Regions from separate parts of the Homo sapiens genome. Here region 1 is linked to region 2. A link is a loop called in an ENCODE intact Hi-C map of the cell type or tissue named here. Cell type or tissue: PC-3. All regions are shown on one strand. Each heading gives the region's core, and the rest is flanking DNA. Links, peaks and the distances in the headings are about the cores only.

Region 1 (2,811 bases), core at 87-2,586, 260 kb before region 2:
AAACAGAGCCACCTCGCTGACATGAGGCTGACTGCAGGCCCAGGAGTGAGCCCAGCCATGGCCAGCAGAACTGCTCAGCCCAAATCACCAACCTGCCAATCGTGAGTAAATAGATGGCTGCTGTTTAAAGCTGTAAAATCAATTGATGGGCTTAGGCTTTGCCCAAGATGAAGTAACAGGAACCTGATTTATCTTCCTGCATGAAACAGCTAGAATAACCAGGCAAGAATCTGGACATTGGGTGGATCACAAAGGATGGTGATGCGAGAGATGGGAAAACCACATGAACTCCACGACAACCCCAGCTCACAGCCTAGAAAAATGTTTCCAGGCCACAGTACAGACAAAGGGAACCCAGGTGGAGCCAGGGAGCTTCTGAGTTGAGGAGACACAGCAGAGTCCCAGGAGATCAAGGTGGCCAGAGTTCTTAGGACAGAGTACTGGGGAGGAGAGAGCTGCACAGAGAGCCTCAGAGATGTGCAGAGGGTGCCCCTCAAGTATTCAGCAGTGTACTCATCAGCTCGTGCGTGTGATGAAACCACCCGAGGTCCTTCTGAAAGGAGGAGAGAACAGTGCCCAGGACTCACACAGAGCCAGAAACAGTGCCCGCTGCCTCCAGCTAGACTGGAATTGAGTAGAATATGCAGGAAGGCCATGCCTCAATAGTGGGGAATAATTGGTCCTAGACAGAACACTCCTCTGGAGGTCCCTAACAAAAGCAAGACCTAAAAGGATCAGACTGTTTCCAAATAATTGCATCCAAGAAAAGCTAACTGACGTAGAAACTAAAACATATGAGTGCTCGTGATATTCCAGCAACTTTAAGTATATGTAAGCATTTTACATATATTACTACATTTATATTACTTTATTTACAACAATGCTCTGAAAGAGCTGCTATTATTATCTCCATTGTACAAATGGTAGTCTGTACATACAGAGTACCTGGCACATAGCATGTTCAATAAATAAATGCTTTTTCCTTCAACTTGCCATCTTTGCTCCCTGTCTGCAACCATTAATAACCAAATGACTTTTCCCGAGTTCTACATCCACTACAAAGATTATGGCTTTAGGAAGGCAAAAACTTCAGCATTCAGGAGGAAAGTGGTCCCTGGAATTCTGAGAGTCCTGGATGAAGAGTCAGGAGTGAAGACTCCAGCCTGGCCCTGCCACCACCTTGCAGGGTGACCCTGAGCCAGCCTTAACTTCTCTGGGCCTGATTCGCCGCATTGCAGACGGGTGAATTCAGATTAGGTTTTCCCTAAAGCAAACTTCTCGCTCTAGAGGCCAGGATGCCTCAACCATCCTCAGGCTAAAACTCTGATAGTAGAGGATGGCAAAGTTGAGGAAAGAGTGCATTCATCTCCACTTGAATACACATGTACACACGCTCACACGCACACACGCGCGCATCCATTGCCAGCCTCTGATTGCCAGCCTCTAATTGAGCCGCTCTCTGGCCCTGTGCAGCATTACCCACTTCAGCCAGAAGATGGTGCTGCTTCTCCATGAGAGTTCAACTACATTCGTTCAAAACTTAATGGTTGAGCACCTGTGCCCAAAACGTTGCGCTGGGCAGTGTGAACACAAAGGGGATTACAATATGGATCGCTCTTTCCAGAACTTTACACTGTAGTGACAAACAACCAAAGGTACCATGAAATGAATTGGGACTTTGCTGGGACGAAACTAAACATTACTGAAAAGTGCCAGGCACGAGCTGCTTTACGACACTTCTTTTCAAGACTAGGGCTCCTTCCCCAATGTATACATATGTCAGAACATCATGGTGCACACCATAAATACATACAATATTTACTTGTCAATTAAAAAAAACATTAAAAATAAAAATAGGTAACCAGACACAGTGGCTCACGCCTGCAATCCCAGCACTTTGGGAGGCCAAGGCAGGTTGGATCACCTGAGGTCATGAGTTCGAGACCAGCCTGACAAACATGGTGAAACCCCGTCTCTATTAAAAATACAAAAATTAGCCGGGTGTGGTGGCGTGCGCCTGTAATCCCAGCTACTCAGGAGGCTGAGGCAGGATAATTTCTTGAACCCAGGTGGCAGAGGTTGCAGTGAGCTGAGATCACGCCACTGCACTCCCACCTGGGTGACAGGGCAAGACTCTGTCTCAAAGTAAAAATAAAAATAAAAAATAAAAATAGGCCAGGCGCAGTGGCTCACGCCTGTAATCCTAGCACTTTGGGAGGCCGAGGCAGGCAGATCACCTGAAGTCAGGAGTTTGAGACAAGCCTGGCCAATATGGCGAAATCTCGTCTCTACTAAAAATATAAAAATTAGCCGGGTGTGGTGGCTGGCACCTGTAATCCCAGCTACACGGGAGACTGAGGCAGGAGAATCACTCGAACCTGGGAGTCGGAGGTTGCAGCAAGCCGAGATTGCACCACTGCACTCCAGCCTGGGTGACGGGGCGAGCTCCATCTCAAAAATAAATAAATAATAAAATAATAAAATAAAATAAAAGTAAACAACAACAAAAACCCCAGGGACTCTAATTTTCAAGATGATAAAAGTACAAAGCTGGTAAATGTTTATTTGATTTCTGCTTCTCTGTGGCCTTCACAGCACAGGGCACCTGACTGATGATCAGTAAGTTTGCATTGATTGATTGATTGAATTATAACTGCAGACAGAAACCTAAAGGCTAAGTCAGAGTGGCAGGAACAAAGAGAGCCCTCAGCCCAAACGCTGCAATTCCTAGATGAAAAATGAGGCCCAGAGAGAGAAAGGAAGAAAAGCCATGTGCCTGGCCCAAGGGAGGAGCTCCCTAAACATTTGCTA
Region 2 (2,811 bases), core at 70-2,569:
TTATCAGGCCCCATTCCAGATCTGAATCGGAAACTGGCGTGCATTTTAACAAGACCTTCAGATCATTCTGATACATGCTCAAATTTGAGAACCACAGTTCCACAATCTGACCACTCACAGCTTGGTCTATGGACCAGCAACATTCATTATTACCTAGGAGCTTGTTAGAAAAAGAATCTCAGGCTCTGCCCCAGCCTCACTGGATCAGAATTCGCATTTTAACAAGCTCTTCAGGTGACTTCTATGCACATTAAAGCTAGAGAAACACTGCTCTAGAACACTGGTTCTCAAACTTGCTGTACGTTAGAATCATTTCTGATGTGTGGGTCTCATTCCCAGAGATTCTGATTTAATTGGTTTGGGATTTAGCCTGAGAATCAGATTGTAAAATCCCAGGTGCTTCTAATATGCAGCAAGTTTGAGACCCTTACACCATTTTACCTGTTAGTGTAGATGACACTGGAGATGATTGTAATCAGAGAGAGAAAGAGAGGGAGAATGCTTACCAGGTCTAACAAGGAGTGCAGGAGATGAAGCCTCTGCTGGAGCCGCTGACGCCTGGTTAAAGATGGCTATGGGTCCAGGGGCAGGGACAGGCTGGACCAGATGACTGCCTTAGCCACCTACCCTCACATTGCTTGCTCATCTGCAAGTGCTGAACTCCTGGTATCCACAAGGCGATACTTGCAGATTTATCCTCTGCAAAAATGCAGAGCTGGGCTATCTGAAGTCTGGTCCAGCCAGGGCCCCTTCCCTATCTTGATGATGCTTTGATGTCCTCAGGGATCAGCCCCAACTTAAAAGGCGATCATGGGTCTGGAAAACGCTGTGCCCACAAGAATTGCCTGGTTATTACCATGCTGGGGTCTCAATTCTCCCTTTGTTTTCTTGAAGCAACTGGTTGGAGATAGGGTCTGGGGGGGAAACAGGAGAATTTGCTCTGAAGAATGAAGGAGGCAGGCAAGGTGTGGTATGAAGATGGTAGCTCTTTATCGAGTGTTTATTGTGTGCCACACACTCCTAGGGTACTTTACCGAATCCTTCACAACAATTATATGAAATCAGTATTACTACGTGCGTTTCACACAGAGATGTTAAAGTCCTTACTCAACATCTACCCTCAGTAAGAGGTGGTAGTACCTGCATATGAATCCAGGCAGCTGAGCTCCCGAGATGATACCTAAACACTAAGCATGGTGGGGTCGGGTTGGGATGCAGGGGGATGGGGTTAAGATGCAGCACCTTTGCACAGATGCAATCTGTGGAGCACAGAAGGGCCCACTTGCTCAAAAACATCACCAAAGTGATCCGTGATCCAACAGAGTGCCTGGAACGCCTCCATTAGCATTCTTTATCTGGTTTTAAAAACAATCTCTCAGCATTTCCATTAAATGGCAAATATGCTATTGAGAGAGAAGCACATGAACTCCTTATGCCCATTATCACAGCATAGATTAATTTGTTGGATTAATGGGCTGCACCAGCTGGAGGAAGAGTTGGAAATTTCTGGAGGTGGCCAGGCGGGAGAGGGTGGGCATGTGAAGGGGGCTGTGTAAATCGACTGCCACCTGGTGGTCATCTTGCAGAAGTGGCAGTCACTGGCCACTGAGACACCCAGCACCATTTTCCCAGAAGGAAGATGCGAGCACCTGTTTGGCCTTAGGCCAAAGAGACAGAGGGAAATTTACTCTGTTCACATGGTTATATGTTTTCTAAAATTTGCAAAACAAAGATATTTTAAATTTTTTCTTTTCTTTTTGTTTTTTTGAGATGGAGTTTCACTCTTGTTGCCCAGGCTGGAGTGCAACAGTGTGATCTCAGCTCACTGCAACCCCCGCCTTCTGGGTTCAAGTGATTCTCCTGCCTCAGCGTCCTGAGTAGCTGGGATTACAGGCACCCGCCACCACGCCCAGCTAAATTTTTGTATTTTTAGTAGAGACGGGGTTTCGCCATGTTGGCCAGGCTGGTCTCGAACTCCTGACCTCAGGTGATCCACCCACCTCAGCCTCCCAAATTGCTGGGATTACAGGCCGTGAGCCACTGCGCCTGGTCAAATTTTTTCTTAAGAGAGCCACTAAGATTAGATAAGCTTCAGGCCCCCCAAAACCAGCATCTACCCTGAAGAGCTGAGGCTTGGAGTCAGGTGGCCTTTCTAGAGCGTAAAGAGTCACAGTTCTTTATCAGGACAAGAGGATTATTCCAGGGACTCCAGTGGGAGGAACTATGAAACTCAGTACAAACAGCACATGCTTCCTTGCTTTGACCTTGCCATTCAAAGTGTGGTCTTTGGATACATCGACCAACTGTCCTGGTTTCCCTGGATGCAGAACTTTCAGTGCCAAAACTAGGAAAGTCGTGGGCATACTCGGGTGGGTTCGTTATCCCAACTGCAGATTCGCAGCACTGGCATCAACCTGGAAGGTTGCTAGAAATGCAGACCCAGACCTACTGAGTCACACTGCATTTTCCAAGATCTGCAGCAAATTCATGTGCATATTAAAGATCGAGTTGCTGTGGCTTCCCCAGGAAGAGAGGGGCCCACACTGGCCCTGAAATGTATGCCTTCAAGGGGTTTGGTGGGCTGCAAAACCCCACAGAGTGATTGCAACTGGTCTTGAATTCCAACAATAAAAGGCCAGCTTCTTGCTCCAGGCCTAGCTGGCCCTTTTTTCCCTGGTCACAGTGACATAGGCCTCCCAGGGCATAAAGTACTTAGTTCTCTTCCTGAACTGGATTCTTCCTGGGGGCAAGCCCAGGTTTGGTGAAGAAAAGAGTGGGTAGCTAAATGAAAATAGTTTGTAGGCTGGGCAC

What was found. A loop is a pair of places that touch in the nucleus more often than their neighbours do. Peaks named below come from ENCODE experiments on the same cell type or tissue, not always from the same donor. Only the 100,000 strongest peaks of a DNase experiment are listed, where the experiment ranks them.
Region 1: it touches region 2 in a loop (14-fold over the local background); 88 of 110 quality-filtered maps call a loop at or near these places.

The regions. Positions count from the first base shown.
Region 1 is chr17:58,111,904-58,114,714 of GRCh38, reverse strand. No RefSeq gene overlaps it. Among named protein-coding and RNA genes, the nearest start is that of DYNLL2, 30 kb to the right of the region's middle. In PC-3, for the core only: CTCF peaks have their summits at 1,291 and 1,492 (motif pointing right); a DNase peak (open chromatin) is centred at 1,504.
Region 2 is chr17:57,856,864-57,859,674 of GRCh38, reverse strand. No RefSeq gene overlaps it. Among named protein-coding and RNA genes, the nearest start is that of MRPS23, 8.2 kb to the right of the region's middle. In PC-3, for the core only: a CTCF peak has its summit at 1,562 (motif pointing left); a DNase peak (open chromatin) is centred at 1,574.